Linked DNA regions of Homo sapiens: region 2 is linked to region 1. A link is a loop called in an ENCODE intact Hi-C map of the cell type or tissue named here. Cell type or tissue: K562. All regions are shown on one strand.

Region 1 (8,000 bases):
GGGGCTGGGAACAGGGATCTGACCAAATGCAACATGTCTGGACTAGGGGGGTTGGAAGAACATTGTGAAACTCCTTCTAATGATGTGACTCTCAGACCTTCCCAGCTGTCTGGCCACCATCCCCAAAGATCAGGACAGGGGGTCCAGCCCAGGCCACTGTCCTTGGCAATATGAAGAGACAGTTTATTTGCACACTCCCCCCATAGTTCTGTCTTATCCACCACATCCCAATCTCTGCTCCCAGGCTGTATCCACATGGTCGCCAACATGAGACTGGAGATGGAGGGGGAACCCAGGCCCCAGCCAGGCTCCAGTAGGAGGAGATGGGACAGCCACCCCTGCAGTGAGATTGTTGGTCTTTCACTAGGCCTGGCACATCCAAGATCTCCTCGCTGTCAGGAATGATGAGGCTCAGCCATTTGTGCAGGTCTGTGCACGGGGACTGACTGGGGAGAGAAAAGAAGATAGCAGAGGTATCCCATGGGGTTTTGAGAAAATGACCATTTTAATCAAGAAGAATGTATAATTCTCCACCAATGTGATAGTTAATTTCATGTGTCAACTTGGCTAGGTCATGATACCCTGCTCTTTGGTCAAATGCCAGCCTGGATGTTGCTGTGTGTAGACTTTGAGTAAAGCAGCTTATCCTTCATAGTGTGGGTGGGCCTCATCCAATAAGTTGATTGCCTTAAAAGCAAAAGACTAAGGTTCCCCAAGGAAGAGAGTGTTCTGTCTTCAGCCTGCCTTTGGACTCAAGCTGCAATATCAACTCTTCCCTGGGTCTCCAACCTGCCAGCCTGCCTTGCAGGTTTCAGACTTGCCAGTCCCCACAATCATGTGAGCCAATTCCTTAAAATAAATCAAGGGAGGAAGAAGGTTGTCCCCAGAGAAAAAGAACTAGTTAGGTCACACAACACACACACACACACACACCCCTGGATAATATAAACCCAACCTACTTTGCTGCACACTTGCCCTGGAATGGCCCTGGAAATTCTTGATCAAAGCTCCTTGGATGCTGTCCAGATAAATGTGCCTTCTCTGGGGCCAAGCAGAGACTTTTGGCAGTTGCTTGACATTCTAATGTTTTCACCAGCAAGTACAGACCCCAAACCTTCAGACATAGCTGTCAGTGCCTCCCTGTGAAAAATTCCTGTTGAAATGGTGCAGACATTCTTTGGAAATCATAACATAGTCTCCTCCAAAGTAGGATTCGGCATAAAAATTCTAGTCTGAGTAAATGAATTGAAACTGCTCCCAAAGTGGTGAAGTCCTGTGTGAAGTCTGCTAGTTGCCCAACAGAATCCATTATTTCCTTCATGCATGGTTATATGTTTGGAGCTGGGCAAAAGACTTCCAAGCCACGTGGTATTTCCCAGCCTTTCTTGAAGTCAGAGGCAGCCATGGAACTAAGTTTGTCACCAGCAGAATAAGAGGGCCGGCACCTTAAAACCAGGCCCTATCTCTTTCATCCTCTTTTCTCTCCTGTAAGCCAGAGCACCAGCTGCAACAATGAGTATGTGCTGTGACCCTAAAGACGAAAGCAACACCTAAGAACAGTGATTCTCAAAAGTGTAGCTGCCCGCCAAACACCAGCATCAGCACCACTTGAAAACTAGAAATGCAAATTCTCAGTCCCTACATCAGATGTGCTGAATCAGAAACTCTGAGGGTGGGGCCCAGCAATCTGTGTTTATAAGACTTCCAGGTACTTCTGATGCTCACTCGAGTTTAAGTGTGCTATCCTGGGGGATGGCAGAAATAAGATAGAAGGAACCTGGTTCCCTGAATGACTGCATGGAGCATTCACATGGTGACACGGACTTCAGATGGTTACAGGTGAGAGAAATACACTTTCATCTGGTTTGAGCTTAGTGTTTTTATTTTTTTTAATTTTTTTTCTATTTTTGGAAGTGGGGATGAGGGAGTCTTTTGTTAAAGCAGCTTTTTTTTTCAACCTAAATACTATGAATCTCTAAGAATGAGTGAAAGCTCAATCAGTTGTGGGGCAGTGGTCTCTTTCTCCAGGGTTTGCTAGACCAGATATTCCCACAGGGATTGTCAGTACTGATGTATCACAAATTGATTATAGGGATGCTGGAGTCACAATCTCCTCAGGCCTCAGGACAGCTAAATGGAGCCTATCTGGCCAGATACCATAGGCCATTACTACCATGAACAGTCTTCTCCATTTATCTCAGGCTGTACAAATATGATTTTCTGTATGTGCCCTGGAGATGCCTCCTGCTGCTCACAATTTTTAATCTTCTGCCTCTTGCTCTCCCTCTCCCCTGGTTCTCTGACTTCTTAGTCTACAGCTCTTTACAAACCTGGCTCCCTTGCTCTGATGGTTCAATTGGAGCACCTTCCTCTAGGTTGGTTACCTGAATATTTGAACTCCATGCACTTGGGCTGATGGTTATAGGGATTTTTCCCTTCTACTTCAGTCTCTATGCAGAGACCATGATATATCCTCAGCTTTAAGGCAGGCCTTGAGGATAGTCACAGGGTTTCTTCTCTGTGACTATCCCAGGTTTCCTGGCTTGAGTCCTTCACAAAAACAAGGCTGTTTGGAGCAAGCAGCAACTAGTGCCTTCCCAGCTCAACTCTAGCTGAAGGGTGGCTGCTTTGTGAACCCCTTCCTGTCCCCGGCATGCCAAGTGCTGGGCCTCTAGGTCCAGAGCTGAAGGAGGCAGCCCCAGAGCCCTCATCCATTTCTTTTACTCCTATGCCTGATTATAATGGTTAGTACCCATTTCCATTCAGAGTGACAGAAAAACTCAAAATAAGAGTAACTTAGTAAGGAAGTACTCAAAAAAATAAGGGAATCATGTCAGAAGAACAAACCACCACCCAGCTTAAAAGGGGTCCTACTGGCTAAATCTGTATATCAGAGTAAGTTATGATAGTCACAGATTATAACCAACTGAATAAAATAAGAACCCATGAGTCCATGTTTATATATATATATAGATAGATATATATATAGATATATAGATAGATAGATAGATATATAGATATATATATAGATAGATATATATAGATATATATATAGATAGATATATAGATATATATATAGATAGATATATAGATAGATAGATAGATATAGATATATATATATATATATAGATATATAAAGGAGAAGGGAAAGCCTCTCCTTACATTTGAATGTGAACTCATAAATGTAGAAAGGATGATGGAATTTGCCAATCATCATTTGGCAACCAGGATAATGATAATAATTCATTCAGACAAGAATCATCAATGGATGCTAAAACTAGTGGATACAGGATATTTATGTCATCTCAAAGAATCTCTCCATAAGATACTGCTTAATTACAAAGGGGAAAATGTTCACTTTATGATGGAGAAGTTGGCCAACCCATTAACCAAGTGATCAAAGTTATCATCCCCAGCCAGAGGACTATCAATGTTACATACCTCCTTATGCACTGAAAGAGACACAACACCACTTCTCTGGCATTTCTGCCATAATAATAATAAGGGTAACAATAATATCAGTGACTTAAACAAGATGAAAGTCTATTTGTCTCTCACATAAAAACCCAGGGCTCATGAGTGCTTCACATTATTAGGTTCCCAGTTTCCCTCTGTCTTGTTTCTCCGCCATGTGTGGCCTTGACCTCCTAAACCAAGATGCCAGCAGCCACATTCCAGATCACAGGACAGGGTAAAGGATGAAGAGTAAATAGCAGAGTCTAGGTTTACGACATCTTAAGGAAGGCTTCCAGAAGCTGGTACGACACTTCTGCTCAAATCCCTTCGGTCAGAACTCACTCACTTGACCGCACAAAGCTACAAAGGGGACTAGGAAATATAGTCTTGTTTAAGGCAGCCTTGCCCAGCTAAATGGAGCCCAGCCAAAAAATCTATTACTCTGAAGAAGTTAATGGGCATAGTGGGCACGGGAGAACAACTAGCAATCTCTGGAACACTGGCGTTCTTTTGTTTCAAGATGTCATGTTTCTATACCTCTGGTTCTTTTTATTAGGATCTCAGTTCATGACACCCCACACGCTTATTGTACATATAACATGCCCACATGTGCAGGATCTCAGAACTCAAGTCCTGCAGTCCTTGATCTCCACACGAGCCTGGGCCTGTCTCACTTCTGTGCTTGTACACAACTGTATGTTTTTATAGCTTTTCCCGTAAGTAGAGGCAGTTGCCTACGAAAATTTCTCCATGACCTCTGTGCTGCCTAAGCTGAGATGACCAGAATGGCCAACTTTTGTTCCTTTCCTTTCTAGATAAGCAGTTAAAATGACTCTGGTAAACAACCATGTTCCCCAAGCTTGGGTTTTTTCAGAGTTCTAGGAAAAAGAATAAATGCAGGGTTTTTGAGACTAGAATGGAGTCGCAAGATAAGCAGCATTTCTCAGCAAGGAGTCAAGAATGCATTAGGATAAGATAAGCTGAACTTACAGGCAGAGGGCAAAAGAGCTGTTGGGGTTTCATCCTCCTCTTCCCCACCTCCCCCACAGACCCTTCAACCTCCAGCTCCACCCCCATAAGGATACGGGAGTTAGAAATAGGTCAGGAAGAGATTGGGAAATGTACGTCCTTTTGAGCCTATGAAATGCTTCTGCTGGCATCTCTCCAAGTCTGGCTTGGCCTTGCTACTTGATTCCTATGATGTGGTGGAGGTAGATAGGTAGGAAGTAGGGGGTACCACACAGATAATAAATCTCCTGTGTCTTCTGTTTTCAAATTCAGGTTACTTCAGGACCACAGGGGCCATGACTTAGGAGTGGAGATGGGTTTTTGTGTAATTAGCCGCAACACACAGGTGTTCCCTCTGCTGGGAATGGCTAGCCCTTTTCTCCATCAGCCATCAGTGAACTATTCACTCTTCACTCTCAGCTCACAGATCACCTCCATGGCTTCCTGGACTTCCCCCAAGCCTAGTTAGATGTTCTTCTGCACCCCTGTGAGATGACAGTGTGGGGTCCAGGTTAAGCTCAGGCTCTGGAATGACAGTGCTTGGGTTCATAAGCCCAGCTCTCTACTTAATAGCTACTTTGAGAAGGTCTGTGCCTCAGTTTCCTCACCTGTAAAATGGAATTTCAAAATAATACTGTCCACATGAGCTGTTGTGAGAATTCAGTGAGTTTTACCTGTGGCTGGCCTCATAACGGCATTATTCACAATAGCCCAAACACAAACACCACCAAGTGTCCATCAGTGGATGAATGGATAAACAAAATGTGGCATATCCATACGATGGTATATTATTCAACCTTGAAAAGGAAGGAAATTCTGACACAGTGCAGCACGGATGAACCTGAAGACATTATGCTAAGTGAAATAAGCCAGTCACAAATGGACAAATACTGTATGATTCCACTTATATGAGGTACTTAGGGTAGTCACATTCATAAAGACACAGTAGAATGGCGGTTGCTGGGGGCGAGGGGAAGGGAGACCAGGAGTTACTGTCTAACGGGTACAGAGTTTCACCGTTGCATGATGAAACAGTTCTGTGGACCAATGGTCATGACTTACAAGTCTGCCTCTCTGCCCCAAACAGAAGGTTCCTTCCTTTAGTCACAATAGGGTTTTCTTCCCTAAAGAGTCCTTCCCCCATAGTCTTGACAGCATATCACAGGTTCTGCCCATTGGATAGAGTAAAACAAAATGTTTTATTAGAGCATGTAGAGAGTACTTATGGACAAATGACAGAGCACAGCATAGTCCCTCAGTCCATCCCAGCCCCATTTCATAAGGTAGAACAGCTTCCACAGCCCCCAAAGATTCCCTCACACCCTTGCCCACTCTCTCCTTCCAGGCAGCCAGCTGACTCTCTGCACTGAGCCGTCCAAGGAGCAGAGCCCCGGGTCTGGATCCTGTGTCTTTTCCCTGTGTCTTGGCCAGATCGCTCGCTAAGGGAGGTCCTGACATCACAAGGAGGGGGCATTTGTAGCCTCCTTTCCTTGGCAATCTCCTCTCCTGGACATTGCCTGGCTGCCACCTGGCAGAAGCCAGCCCCTTTTTGGCTGCCTCAACAGACAATTCACTTGTCTTTAAAATTCCCTACAAGACCTATTTTAGCCACTATTCTTCCCCTGTTTGTGGACATGGGCTCTCAGGGATCCACATCGGCTGGACCTCCCACTTCTTCCGCCTGTTGATCATTCTGCCATGAGCATGTCTAAAACTACCCATATTCGGCAAGGCACAGTGGTTCACACCTGTAATCCCAGCACTTTGGGAGGCCAAGGCGGGCAAATCACCTGACGTCAGGAGTTCGAGACCAGCCTGGCCAACATGGTGAAACCCTTTCTCTACTAAAAATACAAAAATTAGCCAGGCATGGTGGTAGACGCCTGTAATTCCAGCTGCTCAGGAGGCTGAGGCAGGAGAATCACTTGTACCCAGGAGGCGGAGGTTGTAATGAGCCAAGAACATGCCATTGTATTTCAGTCTGGGCAACAAGAGCGAAACTAGGTCTCAAAAAAATAAAAATAAAAATAAAAATAAAACTACCCATATTCAATGCCTTTCCAGACAAGGCCGGAGAGGGCTGTACTGAGAGAAGAGCTGGGGTCCACATGCTCTCTGGGGTAAAGCATGAGCCCGGAAGGGAAGGACTGCTGGCAGGGATGTTATCACAGAAACGAGTCTATGCTAAAAGAGAGCCAAAGGGAAGCAGGGCCCCCTGCCCTTCCAAGCCGGGTGGGGAGACCTGGTGGAATGAGGGTACACAGGGTGAACGAGGAGTCAGAACGCCTGAGTTCTTACTCCAGCTCTGTCACCAGCTTGCTGTGTGTCTCTGGACAAGTCGCTTTCCCTCTTGGGACCTATCGTCCCTGACTACAAAAAAAATGGAGATTTGGCTGGGCATGGTGGCTCACGCCTGTAATCCCAGCACCTTGGGAGGCCGAAGAGGGAGGATCACTTGAGGTCAGAGGTTCAAGACCAGTGTGGCCAACATGGTGAAACCCTGTCTATACTGAAAATAAAAAAATTAGCTGAGTGTGGTGGTGCACGCCTGTAGTCCCAGCGACTTGGGAGGCTGCAGCAAGATAATCGCTTGAACGTGGGAAGCTGAGGTTGCAGTGAGCTGAGATTGCACCACTGCACTCCAGCCTGGGCGATAGAGTGTGACTCTGTCTCAAAACAAACAAACAAAAAACCCGGAGATTAGACTGGGTAATTTTGAAAGACCATCTCAGCCCTGACCCTCTGGGGGAATAACATCAATGGGTCAATTTGTGCAAAACCTTTTACTTTTTAAAGCACAAAAATTTGCTGGGCATGGTGGTGCATGCCTGTAATCCCAGCTACTCAGGAGGCTGAGGCAGGAGAATCACTTGAACCCAGGAGGCGGAGCTTGCAGTGAGCTGAGATCGCACCATTGCACGCCAGCTTGGGCAACAAGAGTGAAACTACACCTTAAAAAAAGCACTTTCACCATCCTGGCTAACACGGTGAAACCCCGTCTCTACTAAAAATACAAAAAATTAGCCGGGCGTGGTGACGGGCACCTGTAGTCCCAGCTACTGGGGAGGTTGAGGCAGGAGAATGGCCTGAACCCGGGAGGCGGAGCTTGCAGTGAGCCGAGATAACGCCACTGCACTCCAGCCTGGGCGACGGAGTGAGACTCTGCCTCAAAAAAAAAAGCACTTCCACATCAATGACTTCCTGCTGTTCTTAGGATGTTCCTGTAGATTATTAGATTAAATCTCATGGATAGGAATACGAGGCCCAGAGAAGTGAAACAATTAGTGGCAGGGCTGAGAGTAGATTCCAGGTCTCCTGGCTCTTATCAAGGTTGCTGTGCCCAGGGTGTACCCACACAAAGGCACAGATTGGGGCTGAGGGAAAAAGGGAGGCTGACAGGTGCTCAGTAGTGTGACCCAATCAGCCTTAAGGAAGGGACATCTTTCTCTAATTGGTCTGCCCAGAAGAGGCACCTTGTTCTCATAGCGCTTCCACAGGGAGATGGAACAGCTTTTCTCAATTAATCAGCCCTGAAC
Region 2 (8,000 bases), 130 kb before region 1:
ACCCATCTCTCCCTCCGGACTGCTTGTGAGGGGTGAGGGGAGGGGTCTGAATTGAAGGAAAGGCTGGGTTCTCACACAATAGCACACGGGTATAGAAACCAAGACACTCACAGATTTTTCCAGAGTCCCCAAAATAAGTCTCAGGAAATAAAGGAAGATAGGAGAGGAGGGGCTCCGGGAAGCCCCACCCTCTCCTCTGCCCTGCTTGGGGGCCTTCCAGAATCTCAGCAAATCCTCTGGGAGGCGAGGAATGAGCAGGGAGAGCTTGGGCACCTGCCATCTGTTAGCCTCAGGCCCCGAGCCAGCACCTGGCTGGCTGAGCCTCAGTTTCTTTATCTGTCACCAGGGAGGTGTGAGTGCCAGGCTCGTTAGGGGCTGTACACAGTGTCTGTCCCTGTTGCCCTCGATCTCAGTCTCAGGAGTGGTCACTGCTGGGAATGCTGGCCCAGTCGCTGTGCAGGGAGGGCCTCCTCATCCAATCACCTCCTTTCACAAGCAGGGAACCAAAGCCCAGAGCAGGGAGGAACAGCCTTAAGGGGGCAAGCAGAGAAGAAGCCATTTATCCAGTTGGCCCAGGAGCAGCTATGGGGCCTGGAGAGCCAGGGAAAGGAGAGGAGGGCCTTGCCTTTCAGGGCTGGGTTTGGAAAGGTACAGGGAGGGACTGATTTCCAGGGATCAGTCCACAGAGACAATGCCCAGCAGACCTCACTACATCACAGCATCTCATACGGTCACCCTTCCTGAATCTCAGTGAGGTGAACTTGCCCCAACCCCCACACCCTCCTATCAGCTCATGGCAAAAGAGCCAACATTTACTGGGCACCTACTAGGCGCCAGGTGCTCTTCTAGGCACCTTACACTTAATCCTCACACCAATCTTATATAGTTTACGCTGTTATTATTCCCATTTTACAGACAGGGAAACTGAGGCTCAGAAAGGTCACTTTATGTGTGTGTGTGTGTGTGCATGTGTGTGTGTGCGCGTGCGTGTGTGTGTGCGTGCATGCATATTTTGTAACTTAGCTACGGTGACACAACTGAGAGGTTGGAGCTAAGATCTAAACTCAGGTGGTCCAAATTCCAGTAGAAGCTTGTAATCACTTCATCATCCAACCCAAGCCCCTTTCCTCACAGACCACACCCTGCGGTAGGGGCAGCAAGGATCCCCAAAACCAAGAGAGAGGGAATGGCAGACAGACTTGCGCCTCTGATCCACAGGTCCAGGACAAGGGCCCCCAACAACAGCAGACACAGGAGGAGGTATGGGTCTCTGTTCTGGGGCTGGGAACTCACTTTCCTGCCTAATAAGAGATTCCTGGTCCTCAGGAGATAAACAGTCTCCATAATGCCAACTGGGACCCCCAAGAGCTGGGGAAACTAAGTCTCTCCATGGGTAGGGGGCCTACTCAAGACCACCTAGGGACTGAAAATCATCCTGCCAGCCTGGCTGTCTTCCGCAATGGACTTGGAGGTGGGAGCCAGCCAGTCCAGCTGGCCCAAGGTCACCAACGGCATGGAAAACAATAGACAGTGGGTCCAGCCATGGCGGGAGCCAGAACAAAGCCCTGGGCACTTCCTCGAATTGAGGCCCCCTCCTTCATGGTTTGCCAAGGCACGGGGGCAGAGGAAGCCTTCCTTCATCACGTGGCGGGGATGTTTTGCAAAGATGCTCTAGGGACAGCTGCAGCCACCAGTGCTGACGGAGAAGCAGGCAGACGGAACCGCTGCTGGAGGCAAGATCTGCCTGCCAGGAAGCAGGGAAGAGAGCGGGGACTTGGGTGCGGGTCCATGGGCCCACCACCTTGCTCCTTTGGCTGAAGCACTAAAAGGCAGGATGTCTCTGGGAGGCCTGCACAGGAGGATCGCTTGAGCTCAGGAGCTCGAGAACAGTCTGGGCAACACAGAAAGACCTTGTCTCTATTAAAATAAATTAAAAAATTAGCCAGGCATGGTGGCACACACCTGTAGTCCCAGCTACTTGGGAAGCTGATTTAGGAGGATTGCTTGAGCCCAGGAGATCAAGGCTGCAGTGAGCTGTGATTGTGCCACTGCACCTCCAGCCTGGATGACCCTGTCTCAAAAAAAAGAAAAAAAAAAAAAAAGCAGGCTCTCTCACACCGGATCCTCCTCTCCATGGCCCCAGCTAAGAAGTTAGCGTCTTCCTTCTGATCTGTCCTCCACATTGTTGCCACATCAGTCTTCCCAAACAGCTTGGACCCATCACTGTCCTGCTCTGAAACCCTCCATGGCTCCCTAGTGCTCACAGCTCAAGCTCCTTAACCTGACATTCAAAGCCCTTCAGGATCCAGCCCTGACATCCTTAACCTTCCCACCACCCCCAGACTCCCCAGGCCCCTTGCCCCTGACAACCCAGACCCTCTGCTTATCTGGAATGCTCTCTGCCCCTCCTCCCACCCACTTTCCTTCAGGGTCCAGTTTCAATCCTCCCCCTTCAAGAAGCTTTCGACTGCTCCAGCCCACCAAGAGGATTCCCCTCATCTGAGCTCCAACCCCCAAATACAATCCAAGGATCTGAACCCGGAGTTTGAAGGGCACGGTGGTGGGAGATCAATCAGTAACAGAACAATCCTCCCGCAGACTACAGTTCCCGTGCACGGCAGTTCCTGATTACAAAACTGTCCTGATATAATTATTAATAGCACTCCTCAGGGTCAGTCCTTGTGCTGGGGAGGGGAGGGGAGGGGCAGGGCCCAGGAATGGTGCCAACCCTGGGCTCCCCACAGAGCAGGCCACAGGGAGGTGGACCCGCGAGTGCTGTGCTTATCATGGAGGGCTCCGTGGGGAGGTGGGACTTTGCTGAACCTCAGACAGGCCTTAAACAGAAAATGCCAGAGAAACACTCAGGATCACCCTTATCAAGGGCCACAGGAAAGGCGCCAGGTTTAATCTCAAAGCCACACCTGGAACCAACGGTTTGGAGCCTCAGGCAGCACCTTCCCGCCCTGACACCCAGCTGCCGAGGCTTTCTGCCTGGAGTGGGTGTGAGCAGGGGAGGGGCCTCAAAGTGGGCAGAAGGAGCTTTGGGCTTGTCCCCCAGGGTGGGACAGGTACCTGGGGGAGGGAAAGAGGCAGGGAGGAAGGAGCCCCGGGCCCAGGGGTAAGGAAACAGCACTAGAGGTGTACAGGGGTGTGTGTGCATGTGCTTATGTGTTTGCTTGTGCATACACCTGTGGCCAGGTGACCGACACCCTCTAACTATTAAGACCTAGGCTTGTGAAAGAGGAGGTGATTGAGTCCTGTGAGCACTCAGAGGGGAGGACTTGAACTGTCGGCTGGGTAATCCAGGAGGGCTTCTTAGAGGAGGGGCCTTGGAGCTGGCCTTGTGGGATGGGTAGGATTTGACAGATGGACATGGGGAGCCAGAGGGCAAGGACCCAGGTGAATCAAAGAACACCAGGGAAGGCTGCAGGCAGCCAGGGGCAGTTTGGGAAGAGGCTGCTGGGGTCTGTGGTGGGTGAGGTGTGGGGCTGGAGGGGGAAGCAAGAGGGGAGGCAAAAGGAGGCAGGTTGGAATCACCCCCACCCCCCATCAGATTTATTCCATCCAGCCCCAAGACCATCTGGTGGTCTGGTCTCCAAGAGACCCCTGTGGAAAAGAAATGCCCAGGAGGACTCTTAACTAATGATTCCTGTCTGGGCCTCGGTTTCCCCATCTGTATGGAGAAGGCCTTCAGTGACTTCTTGGAGGAACAGGACACAAGATAGGTATTTTGTGGGAAGGTGAGCAGGAGAATGGAAGGAAGCGCCGCAGTCTGGGAGATGGCGTAAAAAGGAAGGGCAGGAAAGGCCACCCACAGGCGTTGGTAGCCACTGGCCCTTGACCAGCAGGGTCCTGATCCCTTTCTGTGCATAACAGGTCTGCCGGGAACACACACGCAGACACTATAGCCATGTTCTTCCTGGCCCCTCCCCCACGCACCTATCAGTCCACCCCCTCATGCTGGAGTTTGCATTAAGCAATCTCTATTATCGCAAATGCCTGGCATTTTTGCCTGGTAATTAAAGCTCCCACAGCCCCCATGAGGATTAGTGCATGATTAGGAAGTAGGGCGGACTGTGGTGGGTGGAGAAATACCTGCAAATAGACTTGGCAACCTGACTGCCTCCTGCAAATTTTAGGATCCCCTAAGAGCTCAGTGGCCACGTAAGGATGGTCCACTGGGCCTCCAGTAGCAAAGGCCACTAGCCATCTTTCACTTCCATCCCCTCAATGTGCTCCCAGCCTCTGCCCCACACCCCACTCTCCTGCCAGGGAGAGAGAGGTCTGAAGCAGCACGCTGAGAAGTTCTCCTCTCCCAGGGAAACGTCCCAGCCCCAGACCATTGTCTGAGGCCCTCTCCTGCTCTTTGCCTCCACTCCTACTGCTCTGGGCCTCCCACACTGTGGTCACCCCAGAGGAGACCCGCAGACATCAAGGACTTCCCTGGTCTCTGCTTTCACTGTTCCTCTCAGCTGGAATGATCTTCCATCTACTTCGCCACTTGTTAAAACCCTGCTCATCCTCCAACACCCGGATGAGATACCACCTCCTATCTCACTGGAAGTATTAGGAGCCAACATTTACCGAGTCCTGATGCTGTGCCAGGCCCTGTTCTAAGCACTGCACCATGTAGTAACTCACTTAATCCTCATCCCAGCCCTAGGAGGTTGTAATTCTACAGATGAGGAAACTGAGGCCCAGTGAGCTCGAGTCAAGTGCTCAAGGCCCCAGAGGCAGGAAGCAGGGGAGTCAGGGCTGCACTCAGGCCTGGGATCTGATGCAGCTTCTTCCTCATGTGCCCATGACCGCCTCCCACACATGCCTTCAGTACTTCATTTTGGTGGCTATTTGTGCATTTCACACTGTCTCCCCACAAAATCACAACCTCCAGAGCAGGCTTTAAGTGAAAGCACAGACTCGGATCCCCTAGTTCTGGGCACAGCCTGAGTCCGCATTTCTAAGCCTGGACATCAGGCGGTGCTGCTGCTGCTGGTTTGAAGACAGCACTTTGAGTGGTGAATCCGGACTAGGGCAGAGACGCCCTGCTGTGCCACCCTTGCTTAGCAGAGCCTAGGGTCTGTGGAAGCCTCTCTGAGACTTCACCAGCCCCGGCCCTCACGGCGGGCGGGAGCGCTGCTGCTCCTCTTCCACGGCTGGTGTTCTGGATGGGCTGGGTCCTGCCCCCAACGCTGTGTTCCCTTTGGGCTCAGACATGGAGACCCTGGGGAGCAGTCAGGTGGAGTCTGGACAAAGCTTGCCTTAGTACAGCCTCCAACACCCCTCCAAGCCCTGGCCCAGCTCTGACCCCCAGGGAATTCTTGCAGCTCTGGAAACCGCTCTTCTGACAGGTGCTCCCTCTATGTAGAACTAACAGGGAGAGTGCTGTGAATGATCCTCCCACCACGAGAGAGGATGAAGAAAGTATTGGGCTGGCAGTCGAAGAGGTCGGGGCTAGTGAGGATGTCCCTGGAGAGAAGCATCAGTGTGCTCGGGTCCCTGGGTCCCCTTCCCCTAGCCATGGGGAGCAGAGAGGGTGAATCTCCACTCCTAAAGTCAAGTGAGGGAGGCTTCAAGGAGACTGCCTGAAAGCTTGATTTGTGTCCCCAGGATGTGGGACACTCGCATGGAGTGGGGAAGGTTAAAGGTGAGGAGCTCCCGACAGATGGTGGGGCAGGAGATGGGGTGAGTGGGGAAGGTCTGATCTCCAGGATTTGGGAGGCAATGATATGTTGGTGCTTTGCACAGTTCAAGTGTGGATCCTGCAGAAGGAAGACTCGGGTCTTCCATAAAGGTGGTGGAGGAGAGGTTGGCTCTGGCAGAGGGGCTGGAGAGCTGCCATAGCAGCAGTTGGAGGGGGGATCAGCTGACGTGGGGCAGTCCTTAGCAGTGGGAAGCCCCCTCACAAAAGAGGAGGCCAGCACTTCCTATGTGCTCATCAGAGGGCCCACAGCAACACCCAGCACTGCTGCAGGACAGGTTAAGTAAGACCTTGCTGCCCTGCCCCTCCTCCCTGAAGGAGCCACAGCCAGCTTGGGCATCTGGGGAGGACTCCAAGGGCAAGGTGGAAAGGTGACAAAAGCTAACCACAACTCCCTCTCCCAAAATGACCACTGCAAGGGGAGGGGAAACTTTCACATAATCTGGGCAGCTCTGGACTCTCTGAAGCCCACCCACAGTCTCCCTAGAAAACTCTGCCCCTTGGATGGAGATCGCCCATGGGTGAGGAGTCAGGAGCCTGTATTTCATTCCTGCAGGCTTGGTGGCAGCACCATGGACTTGTCCCAGTGTCTGGGTCTGGGGGAGGGTGGTGCTGGGCTGTGCTCATCTTCCATTCCAGGAAAACCTAGGCAAGGAATAAGAAACTGCACAATGTACCTGGCTTCTAGAGAAGCAGGTTTGTAATTTGTTGGAAATGGTCTTCTCAAGCAACACTGGGAATAGTTTGTTTTCTCCAGTGCTGCCAAAGGGACCTTGGTCAGGAGGTTAAGTGAGTTTCATTGAAAAGACACACTTTTCCTTCCCAGGCTGATAAACAAGGCTGCTGCTGGGAAACCGATTTCCTCTGCCCGGGTGCTCAGCTGGAGCGCCCTATCCCTGGCCAAGGAAAACAAATGCATAAACATTTCAGGGATATATAGGAAGCATTTCTGCTGGAAGCCTGCTGTGAATGGCTGCTGGAGTTTACATAGCAAACCCCACCGGGGCCTCGGCACAGCCTGGACAGAGCAGTCCCTACCCTCCCACTTCCCTCCCAGCCTGATTGGCTCTCCGCCTGCCTCTCCCCAAAGACCAACAGTCAGGCCTCTACACATGCCCCATCCACAAGAACACAAGACAAGTGCTTTTGCTGTCACCACCAAATGCCAGTTTTACCCCTGACATGCCTGGCGTCTAAAATAAAAGGGGTCTCCTGTAGCCAGTACTGCAGAGAGACACAGCTCCTGAGCTGCTTGTGTCCTGAGCCCCAGGCGCACATGGAAGCTGGGGACAAGCTACTGTCCGGTGCTGGTGGCTCTCCTAGGCTTCTCCCTGGGCCAGAGCAGACACAGCAGGGGTGCATCCCCTGGTTCCTGTGCGTACACACCCACCTCTACACAGCCCCCTCACAGTCCCAACTGCAGCACTCACTGGGCACAGACAGGGTGGGGTACAGGGCCGGCAGCCTTCATATGGGCAGCCATGTGACAGAAACCCTGAGAGGCTAGTGCTCTGCCCCTGGGCTCCTGTATCCATCCTGTTCTTGTAAACCACTGCAGAGGAGTCCTTCACTGTGCTTTTCACACAACCTCTCTCCTCACCCCCTTCTTCATCAGCAGGCCACCGCACTTCTGCATGTTCTCATCTTCTTTTTGAAACTGGTGGGATATCAATGAATGGAACAAACAAGGCTCAGACTACTATATCCCCTTCATGAGTGATTATTGCACTTTTCCTATTTCAACTTTGCCATCTTTGTTCTGGAATGTGAGGGCTCCACAGGCTCTGCCCATCCAGATTTTCAGACAGCCCTCTCCCCACATGCTCCCCTACAGGTACCAAGGACCTCACCTAGTCCCCAGTCCCTCTGTTTATCCCTGTCCTATTGTCCCCCCATGGCCAAGAGGTCCCTCCTCCTTGGAAGGCTCTTTTCCCACATCTACTTGGCCAGGTCCAGCTTACCCTCCAGGTCCACCTCCATTCTCCTGGGGCCTCACAAGGGCTCTGGGGCGAATCACCCTACCACATTCTCCATACCAGCCATGATCAGCACAGACAGTGCACATCACGCTCTTTGCAGCTGTAGAACAAATGAGCCTGGGCCCTTGACATGGGTTTGACCCATTTTTATAGAAAGCCAGCTACCAGAAGTAATGAGTCCCCAGGGCCAACCACATTGGAGGCCTGGGTGAGGGACCACCCAGCAGGGAGCAAGGGAGGGATGCAGACAAAGGTAGCAGAGACCCTGGCAACCTCCTTCCAGTACTCAGCAGTCACAGCTCAGCTGGGAGGGGACCCAGCAA

The links. Hi-C counts contacts between places; a loop is a spot of excess contacts. Peaks named below come from ENCODE experiments on the same cell type or tissue, not always from the same donor. Only the 100,000 strongest peaks of a DNase experiment are listed, where the experiment ranks them.
Region 2: a loop joins it to region 1, with 2.7 times the contacts of the local background. A loop is called at or near these places in 1 of 110 quality-filtered maps.

Annotation. Positions count from the first base shown.
Region 1 is chr7:30,757,800-30,765,799 of GRCh38, reverse strand. The region is part of intron 2 of INMT-MINDY4 (INMT-MINDY4 readthrough (NMD candidate)); the gene reads right to left. Among named protein-coding and RNA genes, the nearest start is that of MINDY4, 9.6 kb to the left of the region's middle. In K562, no CTCF peak of the experiment used is centred here; a DNase peak (open chromatin) is centred at 4,419.
Region 2 is chr7:30,892,196-30,900,195 of GRCh38, reverse strand. MINDY4 (MINDY lysine 48 deubiquitinase 4) reads right to left here. Exons shown (of 18, transcript NM_032222.3): 18 at 7,809-8,000. It overlaps INMT-MINDY4 (INMT-MINDY4 readthrough (NMD candidate)), which reads right to left. Exons shown (of 20, transcript NR_037598.1): 20 at 7,809-8,000. Among named protein-coding and RNA genes, the nearest start is that of AQP1, 16 kb to the left of the region's middle. In K562, a CTCF peak has its summit at 4,989; DNase peaks (open chromatin) are centred at 2,865 and 3,975.